Linked DNA regions of Mus musculus: region 2 is linked to region 1. A link is a contact called in ENCODE POLR2A ChIA-PET data. All regions are on one chromosome and are shown on one strand. Each heading gives the region's core, a stretch centred on a gene start or an enhancer-like site at or near the end of the contact. The rest is flanking DNA. Distances are from core to core; before and after follow the strand shown. Region 1 holds the start of Pcid2 (PCI domain containing 2). Region 2 holds the start of Tmco3 (transmembrane and coiled-coil domains 3).

Region 1 (6,332 bases), core at 2,221-4,720:
CTGGACACCCAAACGGCCACTACCTGATGAATAAGCCAACTGCACTATAGACACTCTACTTGTTAATAAAAGTAATATGCACTTGGGGGCACAAAGGAGGGATTTCAAAGAGGGTGTCCAGGGGCCATGGAGAGAGGAAAGGAGGAGGACAGGGATGGAAGGAATTCTATTTCAAATACTAAACACATTAATAAACAAAAACAAACAAACCAAAATGCCAAACTGTTAGCACCAGAGGAAATGGCAAACGCCATTCTAGATAAGAGCCAGATGCCAGAGGACTGCAAATGCGCTGCTCCTTCTAGATAGAGGTGGAGGAGTAGAGAGAACACGGCAGCAGCTGCCACAGCTGGGGAACGGGAGGGGATGAGTTCACGGGGCAGCCCTTCGTTACCGGGGAGGGAAACAGTCTACATTTTCACTGAGCGGCTGGCAAACAACTCTATCTTAGGCCATTAAAATCTACTGGGACAAGTATGTTAGAGTTAACCTATAGCCCCGGCACATGAGCGGCAGCCGGGACTAATACCCAGTGAGACCTTTTTTTTTCCCCATAGTTATAAGGTACACTGTCCCAGTCTTCACACATACCAGAAGGAGGCATCAGATCCCATGACAGATGGTTGTGAGTCACCATGTAGTTGCTGGGAATTGAACTCAGGACCTCTGTAAGAGCATTCTTAACTGCTGAGCCATCTCTCCAGCCCCACAGTGAATCTCGTAAAAAATAAAACCAACCGACTCTCTCTTCTCATAAAAAAATAAAATAAACAAAATAAACCTACTGGAGCACATGTCACATGCCCCCAACACTGTATTCATATGCACACCTACACATAGGCACATACTTAAAATAATAAAAATAAAAGCAAATCTTTAGGCGGGTGTAGTAGTGCATAATGTTAATTCCAGCACCAAGAGACAGAGGCAGGAAGATCTCTGTAAGTCAGACTGTTCACAGTGAGTTCTAGAATAGCCAAGGCTACACAGTGAGCCCTGTCTAAACAAAACAAAAACAAAACCTTAAATAAAATCCTCTCCTTCAATACACAATCAACTCACAAACTTAAGACAAAGAACAGACACATATACACCAATCCGTCACCATCGGCCAGTGGTCCCTTACCCAGAATGCTTGGGGCTACTAGTGTTGTGGATTTCAGATGTTTTTCTTCCGGATTAATACTTGCACATACACAATGATGTATCTGGGTACTGAGAATCAAGTGTAAACAGACACAAAGCTGACTCGTACCCCATATCCCTTGTTTTATCATTGTGTGTGTACACCAAGTGTATGTGTGGGTGCTTGTGTCACGTCAAGAGGCTGGAGGTCTGGGGATGCGTCTCCAGTCAGTTTTCTCCTTCCACCTTTTTGAGGGTTCTGAGGTTCGAACACAAGTTGTCAAGCTGGCTCTGCCAGCGCTTTACCTACTGGGTCATCTGGCTGGCCCTAGCTCGATGGTCATTTTATTCAACAGTTTTAGCATATACTGTGTTCTGTCTGAGGCCCAGCAGAGGAAGTCAGGTGTGGGTCTTTTTTTCATGAGTGCACTACAAGTTTTGGATTTGGGAGTTTGGGGTTGGGAGTGATGGGCCTGCCACAGGTTCCTTCGGGTACCACTGCTTACTTTTCTTCTTGTGCTTTCTGTAACTTACAATACACTCAGTTTGTAACCAGGATAAAACAAGCCTCTTAGGTAACTTTTAAGTAACATATAAGTAATTATTTGTTCTATCACAAACTAAAACACAGAATATTTAGCAGTTATTGTATAAAACCATGACAGAAAAGTGTGCTTGAAACAGCAAAATGTACTTCGGATGATTTTCCCCCCCTGTTGCAGACACAACTTGTCTTTAAGTTAAAACTACCAGAATCGCCGGGCGTGGTGGCGCACACCTTTAATCCCAGCACTCGGGAGGCAGAGGCAGGTGGAGTTCTGAGTTCAAGGCCAGCCTGGTCTACAGAGTGAGTTCCAGGACAGCCAGAGCAACACAGAGAAACCCTGTCTCAAAAAAAAACAAAACAAAACAAAACAAAAACCCTACCAGAATCTGTCTGCAACCTTATTTGCAATAATTAAACTACAAAACAGTGTGTGTGTGTTGGGGAGGGGGTGTGTGTGTCACAACCCAGGGACCCTACTAGCAAGTGGGGCCGTACTGAGTTCCATGTATAACACACTGGCACTCTGATAACACTGAAGACTGCTGGGGGCTCTGTGCCTCTTAGCTCCAAACACCTCCTTTCTTCTGGCGCTGGGAAAACGTACACCTCCTAAGCAGCCTGGTCTAAGCCTCAACACACAGCACTAATCCAGGGCGGCGATCCATAGAAACACCTGCTGACCCAGGGTTTCGCGGCTTCCGCTAGGGAAGGCTCGGGCCGCAGCTTCTCCCCGGGCGGGCGGGCGGACGGGCGGGCCTCCCTAGCGTTGGCCCCGGTGGCTGCTGGAGGAGGAACCCAGCCAGGTGCTCGCAGGCCCTCGCCGCCGCTCACCTGGTACAGCTCCTCCAGGTTGTACCTGATGGATGTGCTGCTCTGGATGGCCTTGACCGCTTCGTGAAGCTTCCGCCACGTGTCCTGAGTGTAGTTGTCAGGCAGCCGCGGCCTGTCTGTGGGGGAGAGAGGGTCAACGGCCGCGCGGGGACAGCACAGGCCGGGGCACCGAGGCAGGGCCCGGCCGGGCTAGCCAGGAGGTGCGGGATCGGGGCCAGCTGGGGCGCGGGGACGTGGCGGAGCGTGAGGTGCAGGGACAAGTCGGGTTGCGGCGCCGAGACGGGACAGTGCGGGAACCAGGCGGGCCGGGGCGCGGGGACAGGGCCTGCCGGGCAGCCCCAGGAGGCCCTGTCCGAGCGCGCGACCCGCCGGCCGCCCCGTTCGCTCCTCACCGGAGCGCACCCACCTCGGAAGTTCTTGATGACCAGCTTCCTGGAGCCTCCCGTGCCCCCCGGCTTGGCGGGGCCACCGGCCAACGCCGCGGGCTTGGTGAGGCCGTTGGTGCGGCCCATGAGAGCCGAGACGCTGCCCTTCCGAGGGCCCTCGTCCGCCATGGCTGGGCCGGACGCCGCCCCGCCCCGCGCCGCCCGGCTCCTCCTCCTGCCCTGCGCCCGCTCCGTGCGCGCCCGGCTCCTCCTCCTGCTGCTGTCGGGCTCCGCCCGTGAGCGCTCGGCTCCTCCTCTTTCTGCTCGCGGCCGGGTCCGCGCGCCCGAGGCCCAACCGCCGCGGCGCGCACCGGAACGATCCGGCTCCTCCTCCTATGCGCGAACTCCGCCCAAGGAGGGCTCGGGGACTCGCAGGCGTTCTACAACGAATGCTCGCGAGAGGGCGCCGTGACACCTGCACCGAGGGCTCCGGAGCTCGCCGCCCCACGTCACGTCGAGGGCCGTGACGAGGACACCCCGGCGAGGACTTGAGTGGATAAAAGCACCCGGCAACCTTGCCTCCTGGATCACCTTACACCTAGGATGCTCAGGGATGCTGCTCCGTGCGCTAGCGCGCCGAGGGGTTGGGGACGGGATGCTCTGCACCCATTTATCTGGGGTGCCCCAGTGTGAGATGTGGGAGGACTCAGGAACACATCCTAGGAGTGCGCGGGACGCCTTCCCAGTGGGCTCTGGACTTTGGTTCCGGGAGAGTCAGGAGCGCCTCTGCACACGGAGGGTTGGGGATCGGGTCACCCTCATGGGAGAGGGGTGCGAGGAATCGGGTCGCTAGCACACCGACGTGACCAGGGACACGTTCCCAAGTCGGTTGGGAACTCCTCCACGTCAGTCCTCCGCCCTCGCGCGCGCCCCCGCCGCACCCGAGGCGTCCCGGCGACCGCGCTGACAGCTGCCCCCAAAGAAGTGCTCTCACCACCGGCTCGGCTCGGCTCGGCTCGGCTCGCTCCACCTTCACCCGCTCCGGAACCAACGTGCAGAGGTTACCGTGTGGGGACAAGGAGCGGAAACGGACCTGCGCCGGAAGTGAGGCACTCAACACCCGCGGCCGCCGCTATGGCGCACATCACCATTAACCAGTACCTACAGCAGGTGGGTTTCGCTTGGTATCCTGGCCTACGGGCCACGAGGGGTGAGTCCTGGGGCCGGGTCGGACGGTGCCGGGGGTCCTGCGGCTGGCCTCGAGGCGAGGAGGGTGTGCTGCACGCGGTGGGCAGCCTGCCTTGTTCGGAAGTTGCAGGTGCTGCCCGGTGGACCAGGAGGAGGAGGATCCGAGGTGGAGGTAGCAAGATCGGGGCCACTTGTAGAAACGGTTGTCTGTGTAGTCAGCGCTGCTGTCCGCACGAAGCACGTTGTGTCTCTTGGCAGCGGTGCCCATCAAGGCTTTACTTAAAGCCTGGGAGTGGCACAGGCAAACACTGTTGCATCCGGGTGGAGGGCCGTGATTGCGTCTTCTAGGGTGTTGAAGATGTGAATCCCACTAGGCAACACACCTGGTGCAAGGGGCAGCCAGATAGGGAAGACTGATGAACGTTTTAACTGACTACACTTGCTGCTCATGGCTGCTTATGAACCTTGGATTTGCGCTTAGCTCTATTACCAAAGCCCCCTTTTCCTGTCCCAAACAGCTCAGTTTTGGGTACTACAGTACTAGAAGCAGTACTTGTGTGCTTCTTAAGTAGCGGCACTATTGTCGGTGCTGCGTGTGCATATGTATTCTCTTTGATTCCATCACAAGGCCCTCCTTGAAGAGCTCCGTAGGCGGCTAACCCAAGTCTTCCCAGCTCAGAAGCATCAGAGACTGGCTCTACAGTGCACATGTTTAACACTTAGCAAGATGCTAATTCTGGAGATCACGCTTGAACCTTAGTGATCTCATTGTTGGCCAAAAGACCAGTCTTTATTTCAACACACTGGCAATAGCCTTGGCCAGTGGCTACCTGTTAACAAATTGCTTGTCTCTCTTTCCCCATGATTCCTGTGCTGATTTCCCAGAAGCTGTTGGGGTCAGGTTGGTTGAATTTTGCCATCCTTACCGGTGTTAATAAGGTTAAGAGTAGCCTGTTACTCTTGTGACTGCTTGAGCCAGGAATAAAGGTCTTTCTTTCCTGTCACAGGGAATGGCATGGCATCAGCATGCTTGTGCTGCTTCCGGGTTATCCCAAGTCCATAGTGATGTTTTGATGGCCTGCAAGGGGAGCCTGCATATGTTTCAAAGAGAGAAACGTGGAGCTTGAGGAGTCTACTCCTTACAGCAAGGAGTGAGGTCCACTTTTCTTCAAGGTCAAACTAGAAGGAAACTTTACTCCATTTCCTAAGGTTAACAGTAATAAATTACCTCTAATTCAGAACCCACAGCCAAAGAACATCACAGACATCGTAGCCCTAAGAACAAGGACATTCACTGTAACCACAATGCATTTAGTAGCCTGAGAACTTTGACACTGATGCATGTAACTTTTAATTTTCCAATGTTTTGCACATTTTTTGTTTTTTTGTTTTTCAGTAGATATTTGCTTTATTTACATTCCAAATGTTGTCCTCTTTCCTGGTTTCCCTTCTGAAAATTCCCATCCCCTTTCCCTCTCCCCCTGCTCACCAACCCACCCACACTGGCTTCCTGGCCCTGGCCTTCCCCTACACTGGGCCATAGAGCCTTCACAGGACCAAGGGCCTCTCCTCCCATTGATAACTGACTAGGCCATCCTCTGCTACATATGCAGCTGGAGCCATGAGTCCCACCATGTGTTTTCTTTGGTGGTTTAGTCCCTGGGAGCTCTGGGGTTGCTGGTTAGTTCATATTGTTGTTCCTCCTATGGGGCTGCAGACCCCTTCAGCTCCTTAGGTCCTTTCTCTAGCTTCTTCGTTGGAGATCCTGTGCTCAGTCCAATGGTAAGCTTCGAGGATCCACCTCTGTATTTGTCAGGCACTGGTGGGGCCTCTCTGGAGACAGCTATAACAGTCTTCTTTCAGTAAGCATTTGTTGGCATCCACAAAAGTGTCTGGGTTTGGTGATTGTATATGGGATGGATCGCTTAGGTGTGCAAATTGTTTCTTAGGATTTGTTTTTTGAATCCAGAGTGCAATCCAGAGTTACACATTGCATGTATTCTTGTTCTAGATAATGTGGGACTGTGAGCTTCCTGTCCTCCAGTCCCTTTTGTAGAGGTGGGTTACCCTCACTGAGAGCCCTTTCCCAGACCAGGTATCGTCTTCGTTGTCCAGGATATGATTTTTCTGTTTTCCTTTCTATATTGATTTTCTTTTTATGTGGATCTGGGGACTGAAGCTAGGGTCTTATGCATCTAGGCAAGTGCTCTATCATTCATTGAGTCACATCCTGGCCCTCTTTCTATTTGTATCTGCTGTTTGCTTTTTATGTTAAA
Region 2 (6,688 bases), core at 3,794-6,293, 180 kb before region 1:
GGCTACTCACTTCTCAAGACATGCCATATTAACTTCAATGTGGCACAGAAGTGCTTGGGCTTATCTGCACTCTCAGCGTCCCTGAGACACACACACACAAGTATCTCTCGCATCCCAGGGCACGGGTCAGCACAGTGGCTCAGCAGGTGGGCTCTGGTCTGCTTACTGATTTATTGTCGTCGAAGGCGTGCTCCTCGATCTCCTCCTCCAGACGGTCGGCGGCTTTCCTCACATCTTCGAGGATCTCGTCAAGCATGGAGAGACTCTTGTTTTGATGTTGCATGTTTTTCAGGGCTTCCACTTGGTGTTTTTCTGCGGCAAGAAGTTCCACATACTCTGTCTCCTCCTGTTGATTTGTAAGGAGAGGAGGTTTAGTAAGCTCACACCAAGGTTCTCTGAATCAGACATGGGAGTTTCCTAGTCAATGGGCCGTTTGTCCAGGTGCAACTATAGCTCTACCCAGCAGAGGGCGCCGTGCATCCTAAACCGCTCAAATCTATTGAGCTTGGCAACAAGGACAGGGCAAGCCAACAAGGAAACAAACCAATGAAGAAAGCATCCCACTGTAGACGGGCTTGCTCCTCACCCATGAAGGTCCTCTGCTAACATGAAACCATGTGCCAGGCACGGCAATGCCATGAAGCACTGTGCTGCCACTCGTGAGGCACTGATACTCGTTACAGGTGGAGCCCAATCCATTTCCTAGTCAGTGTGAGTTGAGCAGTAGGAATTACCTGACATGCATAGGCACCTCCTAGACGCAATGAGGGCACCAAACAGGCTTCGCAAAACGTAATCCCTCCAGGGGCCCTTCCTAATTCTGTGTGTTGCTCCACCCCAACTCCCACCCCCCACCCCCGACACCCCCCAGAATGGCAGCTGACCTTAATGGCAGCCTCCCTCAGAGCCTCCAGCCGCTGCTTGCTGCTCTCTTTCATGTTGACCACGTCTCTGTAGTCGCCCTGCAGGGCTCTTTGCAGTCCGTAGATGGCCTGGAAGATCGAATTTTCACTTTCATTCAGCTCTTTCTGGAAAATCTCGAATGTGTGCACCTGGAAGAGCTTCTCCTCGCCCGAAAGGCTGGTGTCCTTCTCCACGGCTCTGATGGCATTCTTCAGTTTGTTGAGGACCACATTCTTCTGCCTCAGGAGCCCGGTGAGCCTCCTGCAGCTGTCCAGGGCCCACTGTTTCCTCTGAGTGGCAGTGGCGCCCTTCCCGCGGTGCAGCTTGATGGCATGCTTGGCCACCTCCTCGTGCTCGGCAGCACTGGCTATCAGGTGAAAGAAGGGAAGCAGCATCCAGAGGAGACTCTGGTCCAGTACCTTCATGGTCCAAGGATGTGGGGTGGGAGCAGAGACTGCTGCTATAGTTGGCTGGCATTTTACACACACATTTTCAGCTGAAAAACAAGTCGACACTGCGTCAACTTCTGAACTTACCATATCCAGATTACAATCAAATGCTGAATGTTAAGGACCATTAGTGGAGGGTAAAGGGGTTTCATCTGACTTTAAAGACAATTTTAAAGGTTTAAGACATAGCCCCCAGGTACAGTGTCACAAGCCTGTAATCCAAGCACTTAGGAGAGGAAAAGAGAAAGATTGGATTGGGAATTCGAGGCCAGCCTATGCTCCCTGACATCCTGTCTCAGAAGAGCCCTACAGATAAATCAGTAAGAAGCTCACACAGCTTCATAAACTGACCCTGTGTGAAGAAAAAAAATCCATTTGACTTAAGAGGAGCCACATGTCAAAAGTAGAAGAAAGAGAGAAATTCCCCATCACCCCGGAAGCCCCTGGCTCCCGATACACTGATGGTGTGCTCGGTCTCCCTGCTTGCTTTCAAAATCCTTTTGGAGTATTGCTAATTTTCCAAAATGAGCCGTAGTTAATGAAGCACGGGGATTAAAAACATTCACAAGAGTCTGGCCACGCCTGGAACTCTATGTCTTAATCAAATGTCCATACCGTTTCCATCACTGAAATGCAGGCCCGTTCCCTTTCCCTCCGACGGGAGACCTGACACAAACACATGGGTGTTTGGCAAAAGGGCAGAGAGAACCTGGTTCCTGAAGTCTCGTTTAGGGGCGTGAGGAAGTTCTCAGTGCCAGCTCCAGCTGAGATGACAGGAAAACACTGGCTGGGCAGGTGAGAGAACTGTGTTAGAAGCCGGTAGCAGCAGTGCTCAGTAACCGACCCTGAGAGACAGTGATCTAGGAGGCCGGAAAACAGGCTGAAGAAGAAACCAAGGGAAAGGGAGCTAAACTCTAGGAATCGGATGTACATGGAACCCCTGGAGTTATGCCCACAAAGAAAACAAAATATACCACGTTTATACAATTTACAGCTCATGGATATACCCCCTCTAGTCTCTTAGCGGAGCCTCCAACTGACTGTCCTGCCTGGACAGCATCCTCCACCCCCAAATATGCCAGCATTTCACCTCCCTGGGAGTCTGCCTCCTACACACACACACACACACACACACACACAAACACACACACTTACTTCTCTGCTACCCCCATTGATTTTCCAGACCTGGGCTAGTTGTAGCAAAAATAAAAGGTGGCATTTCTAAAGACTCTAACTCTACCCAGGAGAGGGAGGCAAGCATTCTGATAAGACCAGGAAGGGAAAGCCAATGGAGACAGGTTGACAAAAACAAACACAAGAACTTGGATCTCTGAGTTCCAGGACAACCAGGGCAACACAGACAAAATCCTTTGCTTTCTGTTTTCCTTTCTATTCATTCCTCTGTGTGTGTGTTTGTGTGTGTGTGTGTGTGTGTGTGAAAGAGACAGACAGACAGACAGAGACAGAGACACAGAGAGACAGACAGGATCCAGGGTATCGCTGTATAACTCTGGCTTAGTTCTCACTCTGTACACCAGGCTGGCCTCAAACTTAGAGATCCTCCTGCCTCTGCCTCCTGAATGAAGCTAGGATTAAAGGTGTGTAATGCTGTCCCTAGCTTTATTTTCTTTCTTTCTTACTTTTTTCTTTCTTTCTTTCTTTCTTTTTTTTTTTTTTTTTTTTTTTTTTTTTTGAGGAAGAAACCTTCTGAGAGTCAAACTCCAGGCTACTTTTCATTTGGCACAGCAACATCAATACTTCCGGCATAAGAATCACATAAATTCCTAGGCGTGGTGATTCAGCCTTATAGTCTCAGTCATGAGTTTATTAAGAAGAAAAAAAACCCTCAAATCCATTTTTGAAACACAATGTTTACTACTACATAACTAGGCTACTTTCAAGCATCTGCTTCTCCTGCCTCAGCCTCCAAAGTAGAGCTCTGCTCTCTACAAGATGATATAAAAAAGGAGAAATGGATGAGACAGCAAAGAAAAGTCTCAATGGGAAAAATTACTGAATTAAAGCCTATCTATCTATCCATTCATCTTTCTATCTATGTATCTATCTATGTATCCATTCATTTATCTATCTATCTATCTATCTATCTATCTATCTACCTACCTATCTATTTTTGAGGCAGTCTTACTATGCAGCCCTAGCTGTCCTGGAATTAGCTATGTAGACTAAGCTGGCCTCAAACTCGCAGAGATCTGAGTCTCTGCCTCCCATGTGCTGGGATTAAATGTGTCTTCTTCCATCAGCAAAGCCTATTTTAACTCTAAAGTACATTTTAAAAGAGCACCTGTACCCACATGAACATAACAGGTAGCTGCCAAAGATGAAGCACTTCAGTAGCCGGCCAATCCTTGAAACTACTTTGGAAAAAGAAATAGAGAATATAATACAGAAGAGGAATAAGATGCCATGCACCAAAGGAAGATAAGTCAAACAGAGGCAGAGCAAACAGCCTATATGACTTAGAACCAATGAACCATGGCTTCTTGGTGGTGCCCAAAGGGCTGTTCAAATAGCTACTTTATTTGTTCAGGAGGTGCCAACTTAAATCCACAAAGAGAGGAGACACAGAGCCTACTCACTAGCCAGCTGCTTGTTCTTTTTTTAGTTAGGGAAGCCAAGGAGGAGAAAAAGATCTATGAAGAAAGAGGCCCTTTCATCAGTAGCAAACACTTCTCTGGTAAGTAAGCAAATCTACATTGCACCCCAGGAAGATGAGATGGATGCTGACAATAAATAAACGAGAGGTTAAACCCACTGGGCCAGAGTGACCTTCCCTGTCACTTTCAACTTACTTGATTGGTTTTACCACCTAAATTAAGAAATTAATGTGTAAACCATCTTGGTTTGATTGTTGACTCTGCCAACCTCCCTGGCTGTATAAGCTTAAGTCAAGTGTTGCAGGGCACCCACATCCCTTATTGAAAGAGACAATCTTGGGGCGTCTTTCCAGGTTTATCTTTAAGAAGAGGCTGTCTGCGGGCAGCCTCACGGGGCGGGACAGAGAGACTACAAAAAATTACAGGGAAGAACAAAAAAACGGGAGGCTCGGGGAGCTGAACCTCCGAGTTTAGGTGAAGTCTTGGAAACGGTTGTCTTCCCCCATACCCCGAAAGAACTTCTAGGAAAAGACCCTCCACCCCCTGGAAAGTAGACAAAGGCAGTCTCCTAGGAAGGATCCCCTTTGGAAGAGACAAACCAAGAAGGAGCCCCGGGTAGGAGTCGCCAGGATTGAGCAACCCGGATGAGGACCCCGGTGGAGCGCATCTCAGGACAGAAGTCCCGCAGCTGCAGAGCTTACCCCGATGGAGGAGGCCGCTCTCTGGACATGCGACCTCAGCATCACTGTCCCCGATCGAGAGTTCCCCGACGCAGCGAACCTCAGGGCCGCCAAAGAATTGCCCTCATCTCTTTCCTGGCCTCGGGACCAGGACACCGAGGACGGCACCGCCCTCTTCTTACTTCAGGCGCTTCTGACGCGCAGCTGGAAAGTAGGTGCGGCTCCTTTAAGCAGGCTGCCGATGGACAGCTCCGTCGTCCTTCGCGCGGCGCGATGCACGCCGGGAACTGGAGTCCCGGGAGCCGGCCGGCCAGCCAGCTTCCAGAGAGTGCGTAAGCCTAAGAGCCTCAGAACAGCAACAGCCTCCGAGAGAGGTTACGATGTGACCCAAACGCTGTGCCTCGGAGCTGAGGGGCGCCTGTCCACGCTGCACGCGGAGAGCCGAAGACGGAGCGAGCCCCCCCAGTCACCTGAAGGGAGCGTTCGAACACTGCGCCTGCGCAGAGCGCCTGCTGCTAGCCGCCGCGGCAATCGCCTGCGCAGAGGAAGAGCGGCGTGCGCTTGCGCAGAAAATTGAAGTCGCTTCGGCAGCCTTGGGGAGCATGGTAGGTGGCTAGCTTTGCGCTCTGCAGGTGCGGGCCAGAGCCGGGCGCGGAGGTCACCTCTCTGTGGCGGCATTAGGATAACCGAACCGAGAGGCCGGGCGTGCCCGTCGTGGTGTTGAGGGAGGGCGCGGTTGACTTGGAGTAGCATGGTGTGAAGAGGGGTGTGAGGAGCCCAGTTGGATCTCCGGGGAGGGCAGCGGCGCCGGGTCAGCTGGGTGCTGACCGGACCGGAGGGCGGGACGGGGCTGTGCGACGGGTGACAACCTGCCTGCTGGGCGGAGCCGTCCCGCTTCTGAGTGGACAGTGACGCCGATTGGGGCGGAGCTGGCAGAGCTTTGAAGCCGTCAGCCCGGGGAGGTTTGTGGAAGAGGTGGAAGGACGCGATCCCCGGAAGGTGGTGCGCAAGGCTCCGCGGGGTTAGCATGGTTTGCGATCCGCTCAGCTCTCGCCGCGGCGAGGATATCCCCTACTCGCCCGCTCTCTTCCTGAGATCAGGCTGGGAATCCTGGAGGCGGGGAGGGACCGACTGGACGCCCTGGAGGTAGAGGAGGGTTTGCCTAGTAGAGCCGTGCAAAGGCCTGGACCGCGGGAGGACGCCTGACAGTCCCATTCCTTGGGTCTCGGGGTAGCCTTGCTCCGAGAGGATGCAAGCGAATGGGAGCCGAGGAAGACAAGTTTTGTCTCTGTCCTGGGAGAGATGTCGGCTTGGCTTGGTTTGCGTAGAGGAAACAGGGGAACTGAGGACCGAACCCTGGGGAGGGAAGAGGGGATGGAACCAATACCGAGAAGGACGAGGCTGGAAAACTAAAAGGTTTGAACCTAGAAATCAAGAAATAATGGAGAAGAGCTGCAGAAAGACTCCTCTGACCAGCTGCTAGCAGACTTCAGCGGCCAAGCCACTCACCTGCGCTCTTGGACAGGAACGTCACTGGGGAAGGAAATGTTGGGAGGCTCAAGATTTGGGAACACTTGGACTTGATGCCCTCATTTCCAGGCTTGCACATGGCAAAGCACAGTCAATCTGTAGTGGGCCGCAAATCTGTTTGAGCAAATGTTTGTCCTATGAGCCCTTTGAAATTGACCATAAGAGGAGGTATTTTGCTAAGTGTCTGTGGAAGGACATTTTACAGATGCTTTCTAAAATCTTATATGGGAGCACTCTTGTGCCTAGGTTGTGTGTTATTCTTCACAAGATAACATAAAGTGTATGAAACTTTTCGTACCAGCTTCTGTTGTTTGGAAGGTCCACTTGTCCTGTATCTCTTTACTGATTGTCACCTGCTGAAACAATTCTAAACAGCTGCTGTTGTATGTGAGGAACTGTGTTGAGCTCTGTGGGAGACTATGAAAACATAAATCAGTGGCTACGGGCACTTCTAGCAGCAGTCTACTGTAAATTTAGTTTTGAAACATCTGAAATTGATGCAGATAAGTCA

What was found. ChIA-PET counts read pairs that join two places held with the same protein, here RNA polymerase II (POLR2A).
Region 2: POLR2A ChIA-PET joins it to region 1 with 11 read pairs in embryonic stem cell. The contact joins the promoter of Tmco3 here to the promoter of Pcid2 in region 1. POLR2A ChIA-PET finds 5 or more read pairs at or near these places in 2 of 5 experiments (Patski and embryonic stem cell).

What each region holds. Positions count from the first base shown.
Region 1 is chr8:13,102,481-13,108,812 of GRCm38, reverse strand. Pcid2 (PCI domain containing 2) reads left to right here and starts at 3,470. Exons shown (of 14, transcript NM_178708.3): 1 at 3,470-4,038. The coding sequence starts at 4,003. Cul4a (cullin 4A) reads right to left here and starts at 3,190. Exons shown (of 20, transcript NM_146207.3): 1 at 2,910-3,190; 2 at 2,504-2,619. The coding sequence starts at 3,057.
Region 2 is chr8:13,286,368-13,293,055 of GRCm38, reverse strand. Tmco3 (transmembrane and coiled-coil domains 3) reads right to left here and starts at 5,043. Exons shown (of 13, transcript NM_172282.2): 1 at 4,669-5,043; 2 at 885-1,399; 3 at 167-346. The coding sequence starts at 1,328. Dcun1d2 (DCN1, defective in cullin neddylation 1, domain containing 2 (S. cerevisiae)) reads left to right here and starts at 4,930. Exons shown (of 7, transcript NM_001024504.2): 1 at 4,930-5,252. The coding sequence starts at 5,250.